3 separate regions of the Homo sapiens genome follow, and regions 2 and 3 are each linked to region 1. The links are chromatin loops, found by intact Hi-C in ENCODE. Cell type or tissue: B cell. All regions are shown on one strand.

Region 1 (2,500 bases):
GCCACAGGGCACTGCCTCTCACTGTGCCTTCCCCTCTGGTGGAGTGTCCAGGTGGGTTGAGGTCCACCTGTGCCCTCACCTGCAGCCCCGGTCTCCAAAGCGTGAGCCGCTGGTCTGGCCTGAAAGTGTTGACAGTGCCTCCCTCTCACTCCCGAGTCCTTATTCCACCCTCGGACAGCTGTCTCTGTAAATAAATTTACCGAATCAGAGCACTGAAAACTCCTGACCTTATATTAAGTCTTCCAGGATTTATCAGAAAAGCATAAAGCTGTGAAATATCCTATGTGGCCTCATGGATTCCATATATTTTGAATCTTTCCTTTGATGTACCTTGACGTCCCCGTTCTATTCCTCTTGCCAACCTTGGCTTAAAAACTCGTGGAAGTTAAGAGCCAAGTCTGTTGCCAGGGATATGTCCATGGCTTTGATGGGGGATGTTGCCCATTGTTGGGCCTTTTGGTGGGGGCTTCCCTAACTCACAGCAGCTTTCAGATGCAGGCACCTCAAGCCTGCCACTCTGCCACTAGAGTAGGTACCTGGGGCTGCTTCTCCTCTGTATTCTCTTCAAATAACCTGAGATGGAAATAGCACATGCAATGGGTACATAGCTCTTCCTCAGCAGACCCATCAAGGAACAAATACAATCATCCAAAATGTGCTTCCTTCTCCCTGTTTCAGTCTAGGAGCTCTCCGAGTGTTCTAACTGGATTTAGATTAGACCACCTCCCTGTCAACATGTTCCCTGCCCTGGGGTTCACTTTAGGAGGCAATGGGGTGAATCTTACAATGGAAAGGACAAAACAAACAGTCAACACTAACAGCGTGGACTCTCCTGACTTCCACAACAGCAGCCCCATCTGAGCATCGTGAGTCTTAACTCTCAGCATGTGCATTTTATAAAGGCAGGATTTTTGTCCACTTTGTTCACTGCTATAGTCCCAGGGCCCAGGATAGTGTCTGGCCCACAGTAGGTATGAATAAACATTTATTCAATGTGAATAAGACTCTGTAATGAAAGAGAATCTAGAGAAGAATAAGTTCAAATTGCTCCCTGACCCCCAACCTCCCACTGCTTTTAGGAGTAAGCCCATTGTTACCCAAAAAGATTTAGTGACTTCTGTGAAATCGCAAGAAGCCAGCCTGGAACCTGACCCTGAGACACTGAGACCCTTTAATCTCCTCACAGCTGAGCGTGGGTGGGGTTAGGTCCTGCAGATCCTGACCAGCCACCTGTCCCACAAACCAAGCAGCAGACAAACACTATGGAACCGACGGGCAGGTGCACAGGCTGTGCTTTGACTGTAACGCTCCAGTGCAGAGGGCCCCTTTGGTCCGGGTTAATCAAGGCAGGTCTGAAGGAGCCCCCGCCCTCCTCCAGCCGGTGCCCCCACCATCCTGGGGACCTGACTCACATCAGTGCTCTGATCAGAGGTGAAGGGCGGGAGAGCTTCGAGCTCCCCCTGGAGGCGAGTGTTGCACAAACACACTAGATGGAGAGCAGTGGAGGTGTAACACCACCCTGTGAGAGCAGAGAGAGGAAGGAGAACCGAGCGGCGCAGGGCAGGCAGGAACATTTCGCTTTCATTGGGAAGTGTCCGTCTTCTCTACTTGCCGGTTTGCTCCGGGGTGTGTGCAATGCAAGCTCCTTTGGAAGCATGCCTTACAAGACATAGCACTGCTTCTTTCAGGACGGGGCTCTAATTTGTGGCTAGCCCTGGGCGGGCGTTAATCAATGTGGTCCTCGAGAATTACATCTTCTCCTGCTTCTGTGCCCTGGGTGCAGAGCCTGTGTTCTCAGCGGCAGGCAGCGGCTCCCTCTCTGTCAGCGCTGTGCTCACTCGCTCTCTGTTTCTCAGCCGAGCTATTTCCTTTCCTCTGCCTTTTTTTTTTTTTTTTTTCCCTCTTTCTGGAAGATGAGGACCTGCCATCATTTATCAAGGATTTGATTCTTCATCATGAAAAACCATGGTCCTGAGTCCAGCTTCTATTTGGTAGATAGAGACAGATCAGCTTCAACTCTAAATTTTATAAACCTCTTATAATAAAATCCCTCGGATGTGAATGTGCTGTCTCAATAATTAGATGAATACAGCCAACCACTGGTTACCAGCATGATGAAGGATCTGATCATATTATTTTCCGTGGCTGCGCTGGCCTGACAATCCCCCACCACATATCTGTCTGTGCTACTCTTTGTCAGCCTTACACGTAGCTGTCCATGTAAAAATACTTACAAAGTAACTGCTCAAACATGAAAATCACAAGGCAAGAGCTCATTAAACAAAGAAACGGCATGAGCTGTGCTGTGTAGTAGATTAGAACTTTAAATATTTCCTGCTAGCAGGTAAGTTATGAGGCCTTTAAATATGTATTATTATTCACATTTAATCATGCACCGAATGTTCCTGCTTAATTGCTAAATGTTTTCTCTTGTGCTTAAATTTCATGCCACAGATTATTAAAAATTGACTTTACAATATTTATTTTACTTATCTTCTCA
Region 2 (2,500 bases), 68 kb before region 1:
GTTTTTCATGTATTCTCTGATGACAGCATCTTGCACAGGCTCACTTACCTGACAGCTAACGTGTGCTTCTGTTTATCACAAAATTGTCAGTCAGCTGCAAGGCTGAGGTCTTTGTTGTCCGTGCACCTGTAGCAGCAGCTTGCCTAGACAGACCCTCATGATATGAAAGTATGTGGTGTATGGAGACATTTTAATTTAAATATCCCACAGTATTTTGACCCCCTCTCATTCAGGCTCACCAGATATTTCACCCAAGAGAGACACCCAAGAGTGTTTGATCCTAATATGCTAATTATTAGGATCCCTCATCCAGCATTTCTTGTATACAATTGTGTTGGAGTCTCTTCTTCCTTACATATTCTTCTTCTAGGCTTCAGAAAGTGCTGGTTTGAGAAGTTCAGAGTTCGTCTTACCTAAAGACCAGGCAGGTTGAAATAACCGTGGTGTCTTCTGCCTAATAATTGTTACTCAAAAGCATTTGCCATCTTTATAGTTTTCCCAGTGGTTTAAAAAACTCTGAGATTGACTTTGTTGTTTTTCTTCCGCTAATGCAAACAGAAAGCTCGAGACTTGCGGATCCGCTACTAATGGGCAACACATTAAGTGGCGGCTGTGAAGGTATTTGTTCCTCTGGACTCACAGGAAAATGTTAGATCAGAGGATACTGAGAACTGTGACCAGACGACTTGGGTAGATCCACTGCCCTGATTGCAGAAGCTCCCAGAAAGGCACGGTCACGCCTTGCTGAAAGGGAAGGTCAGGTGCATCCGGTGCAGAAGCTCCCAGAGAGGCACTGTCACGCCTTGCTGAAAGGGAAGGTCAGGTGCATCCGGTGCAGAAGCTCCCAGAGAGGCACGGTCACGCCTTGCTGAAAGGGAAGGTCAGATGCATCCGTGGGCCTCCACAAGTGCATGAGAAGTTGATCAATGTCTTAGAGTTTAAGTATCAGGGAGTAACTTTGGCCAAGAAATGAGCAAATTGAGAGACATTTGGCTGCAATACTTCACACAGCCGCGAGAAATCTGGCAGAAGCAAGCCTCACTGATCCGAGGTGCGCAGTCGCGCTTGCTGGCACCCGGCCAGGAGCCTGTGCCCCCTGAAGCTGCACAATCCATCTTCACCTTAGTGGAGGATGCCTTCCAATTTCTCTCAAAAAGGAGGGCAAACACTGTATAAGGTCTCCCTGATCAGATCGGAATGTGTTCCCATCTCATCCTGGTTTGCTGACCAAGAAGAAACCATCTCCTTCTAAAACCTGTCAGACGATATCGTCAAGGACCGCAGATATGCGAGCGTTTTCCCCCGAGGAAACACAGATACACGTATGCTGTTAGGGAGCATTGCTCTTCTCAGACTCGCGCAGGCCCAGAATTCACAGAGAAGACATGCATGCAGGGAGATGCAGAATATTCCAGTGTGAGGAGCGGACGTGCATTCGCCAAAAAGAAAAGTCCTCCCTTTCACGTCTCCCCAGTGTTAGGCTATTTCATGGGGTGCAGGGCTCATTGATCATTGATCATTGATCCTGCAGCCTGGCCTATATCCAGCACAGCCCATTCTTTGGTGGGAGAGAGATATCCAAGTTCTCCACCGTCCCACCAGGGCAATTTGGCCACTTGTCTATTTTCACACCAATTCAGTAATGCCCTCCCTGAAGGTCACTCTTTAGGAAAGGCCTTAATTAAGATTTCTGCCTGCAGCAAATTGTAGAAACTGTAATACATCACACCAGCAACCCAGACACAGGTCATTGGCTACTCAGACCTGCTCATGTGATGTGAGCAAATATTACCATTGTCACTTTGCTGTGGGTCATTTTTGGATGTGCTTTAAAAGGCAGTGCCAACTGTAGGATGTTTGTACATCCTTTTTTTTTTTCTTTGCCAAATCTGAGATAATGTCTGTATCTTTTCAAAGAAAATGCTTGCCTCAAAAGTCTACACTAGCTTATAAATTATGAAATAGTCAGATGCTTAAGAGAGATTTTAATACATAAAAAGTAATGGAATGGATTCTTTATATTGAGTGCTTTCTCAAAGCAAACCAAGAAACATGTAGATGACCTTCTTGGAAATTACCACAATTTATGAAAAATTTGAAGCTGATATATTAACTTTTAAATTAGTACAATGGAAAGACTCTAATTCATTGTAAATTCAACAAATTCCCTTTCATCTGTTTGTTTGTTTGTTTGTTTCCTTTTTTCTTCCTCCTCTGTGGAATCATGCCAAGCTCTCCTCACACCCGCGGCACGTGTTTTTAACTCCCAGTAGGTGAAGAGCTACCACCACACTTTTGTTTTTCTGACCACTCTTGGTTCTTCAGAGCTGTCAATCTGTATTTAGTTCACACCAGCCTGAAAACATAAATTGCAAAACAAACATCTTTTTGCACATTTTGTAATACCTAAACTTTTTCCCTAAACCATGTCCGTTCCCAAATGTCTATATTCTTTTCTTCCTGCTTTATTCCAACTACACTTTAGGAATAAGTCAGATAT
Region 3 (2,500 bases), 160 kb before region 1:
CGGCATCCTTCCTCTGTGTCCCACCCCAGACCCCAGCGCCCAGCCTCACCAGGCGCATGGGGAAGCTCTCCCAGGGCCCCAGGGAGAATGCATGAGTGTGGGCCTGTGGGTGCTGGTGGTGTTTGTAGGTGTGTGTATATGCGTGTGTGTGCATATATGGGGGGGACATGTCTGTAAACGAGTACCTGTGTGTATAAACATAGGTACCTGTGTGCGGCGTGAATGTGTGCCTGAGTCTGTGTGAGTGTGCATGAGCATGTGTGTGCACACACTTCTCTCTGTGTGTGTGTGTGTTTGGGGTAACATGGTACACAGTGTGAGCTCATGGAGAACAGTGGTTCAGCCAAGGATTTGGGTACCCGGCCCGACAGCACCCACGGCTGCCAGGGGAGCCTCCAGACCCACGCCAAGGGCCCCAGGAAGCCGAGCACTCACAGGCGGGGCTGCCTTTGCACCAGCACAGCTCCCAGCTCACTACTGCCAGTGACTTGTTCAAGCTCAAGTCTGTCCTAGAAATAAAGCCTCACGCAGGTTTCAAAGTCGCTTGCAGTGATAAAATGAAACTAAGTTGTTTATATTTTTAATTTAAAAATGTCACAATTAACATGAACTCATTAAAGAAAAATAAGAAAATTTTAGTAACGCAATATTTTTAAATGTGTATTCAAAACAGGGATGAGTGTGACTTCATGCTTTGTCACCTGCTCTTTTTTGCTGCCTGGCCCTCCTGCCTCTGCACGTGCCATCTGTTCCGCTGCGGGAAGTGCTGGGAACCCCTTAAGTTCACCTCGTTCAAATTTCCATCCTATGGGGTGGTGAAGAGGTATAAATGATATACAGCACACACCGCCTTGCTTTGCTGGGTCTGCTGAAAGAAGCCCCGCAGATGGGGTGGCTGGAGCAACTGACTTTCCTGCTTCCACAGTCCTGGAGGCTGGAGTCTGAGATCAGCGTGTCCACAGGGCTGGCTCTGCCTAAGGCTTCTCTTCATGGCTTGCAGCCACTGTCTTCTCCCTGTGTCCTCACAGGGTTGTCCCTCTGGTTGTGTCTGTGTCCTCATCTCCTCTTTTTATAAGGACACCAGGCAGATCGGATTTGTGCCCATCCTAATGATCTCATTTTATCTTAATTACCTGTTTGAAGATCCCGATCTCCAAATACAGTCACCGTCTGATGTCCTGGGGGTTAGGGCTTCAGCATGGGACTTTGGGGGACACAGCTCACATGCAGCACATTGGGCTGCTCCCTGTGTGTCGTGTGCGGCAGGGATGGTGGGGCTGCACATTCGCTCCACCCACCGTCCTTTCCCACCGTCCCCTGGGCACCACCCTCACCAGCCACAGCCACAAGGCCTTCGTACAGCCTGGCACGTTCACAGCTGCCAGCCCTGGTCGGAGGCCCTGGTCTCAATGACGTCAGTGCTAGTCTGGGGACAAGCCCCACTGCTTTTGGATAGAGTCACCAGACCAAATAAAGGAGACCTGATCAGATTCTAATTTCAATAAACAACATCCACCTTCTGTGTGCATGAGGGTATCACTGCAGCTTCTGGATGGCCTTACACCAGGATGCACCTGAGCTTCTTTCCATCCACCTCCTGTGTGCATGAGGGTATCACTGCAGCTTCTGGATGGCCTTACACCAGGATGCACCTGAGCTTCTTTCCATCCACCTTCTGTGTGCATGAGGGTATTACTGCAGTTTCCGGGACAGCTTTGCACCAGGATGCACCTGAGCTTCTTTCCACCCACCACCTGTGTGCATGAGGGTATCACTGCAGCTTCTGGATGGCCTTACACCAGAGCGCACCTGGGCTTCTTTCCTTGCTGTGTCTGAGCCACCCCAGGCCTAGGGCTCTACAAGGTGGAGAAAGTTGGAGGGTCCTTCGTGAGAACTGCACTGAATCTGTTCAATCAGCCATGGGAACCCAAGGGGACAGCAACCACTGCACCTGCTGAGCCTCCCCGGGCCAGCAACCTACCCAGAGCCTGAGGCCCGCTGTCACCCAGCCCCAGCCCCTTGGAGACACCTCACTGCCTCCAAGACCAGAAGGGGAACTGAGGCTTGGAGAGGGCAAGCAGCTGCTGCCCCAGGGCCACACAGCAGACTGAATCGCACTTGACGAAGTCCACACGCCCCTCCTCATCCTCCACCTTCAATGTGTTTTGCAGCCATTGTCCCCAAGGGCCTTTCCTTGAGAGACCCTGGGGATGTGGGTTTCAGGGCTCAAAGCTTCAGGAAACACAGCTGCTCCATCTCCAACTGGAGGGTGCACAGCGCCCCTCCGCTCACTACAGACTGATGATCACCTGTCTCCAAACGGGGGTTGCACAGTGCCCCTCACCCACTTGAGACCGAAGATCGCTGGATGGAGACACAGACCTAGCACTGCTTATCCCTGGGGTCCCACCTGCAGTTCACGGGACCCTCAGTCCTCTCGGCTCCTGCCAGCACCACAGAACCATAGCATGAACTGCTGCTACCGTATTTGCAGGAAGTC

Evidence for each region. Hi-C counts contacts between places; a loop is a spot of excess contacts. Peaks named below come from ENCODE experiments on the same cell type or tissue, not always from the same donor. Only the 100,000 strongest peaks of a DNase experiment are listed, where the experiment ranks them.
Region 2: it touches region 1 in a loop (8-fold over the local background); 3 of 110 quality-filtered maps call a loop at or near these places.
Region 3: it touches region 1 in a loop (9-fold over the local background); 2 of 110 quality-filtered maps call a loop at or near these places.

What each region holds. Positions count from the first base shown.
Region 1 is chr10:1,420,011-1,422,510 of GRCh38, reverse strand. The region is part of intron 1 of ADARB2 (adenosine deaminase RNA specific B2 (inactive)); the gene reads left to right. Among named protein-coding and RNA genes, the nearest start is that of ADARB2-AS1, 110 kb to the left of the region's middle. In B cell, CTCF peaks have their summits at 1,252 and 1,455 (motif pointing left); a DNase peak (open chromatin) is centred at 1,450; H3K4me3 peaks cover 566 bases; H3K27ac peaks cover 361 bases.
Region 2 is chr10:1,487,604-1,490,103 of GRCh38, reverse strand. All of the region lies in intron 1 of ADARB2 (adenosine deaminase RNA specific B2 (inactive)), which reads left to right. Among named protein-coding and RNA genes, the nearest start is that of ADARB2-AS1, 38 kb to the left of the region's middle. RefSeq lists a silencer at 667-833 and an enhancer at 976-1,025. In B cell, a CTCF peak has its summit at 1,114; DNase peaks (open chromatin) are centred at 99 and 813; H3K4me3 peaks cover 359 bases; H3K27ac peaks cover 1,031 bases.
Region 3 is chr10:1,576,457-1,578,956 of GRCh38, reverse strand. The region is part of intron 1 of ADARB2 (adenosine deaminase RNA specific B2 (inactive)); the gene reads left to right. Among named protein-coding and RNA genes, the nearest start is that of ADARB2-AS1, 51 kb to the right of the region's middle. In B cell, no CTCF peak of the experiment used is centred here; a DNase peak (open chromatin) is centred at 1,386.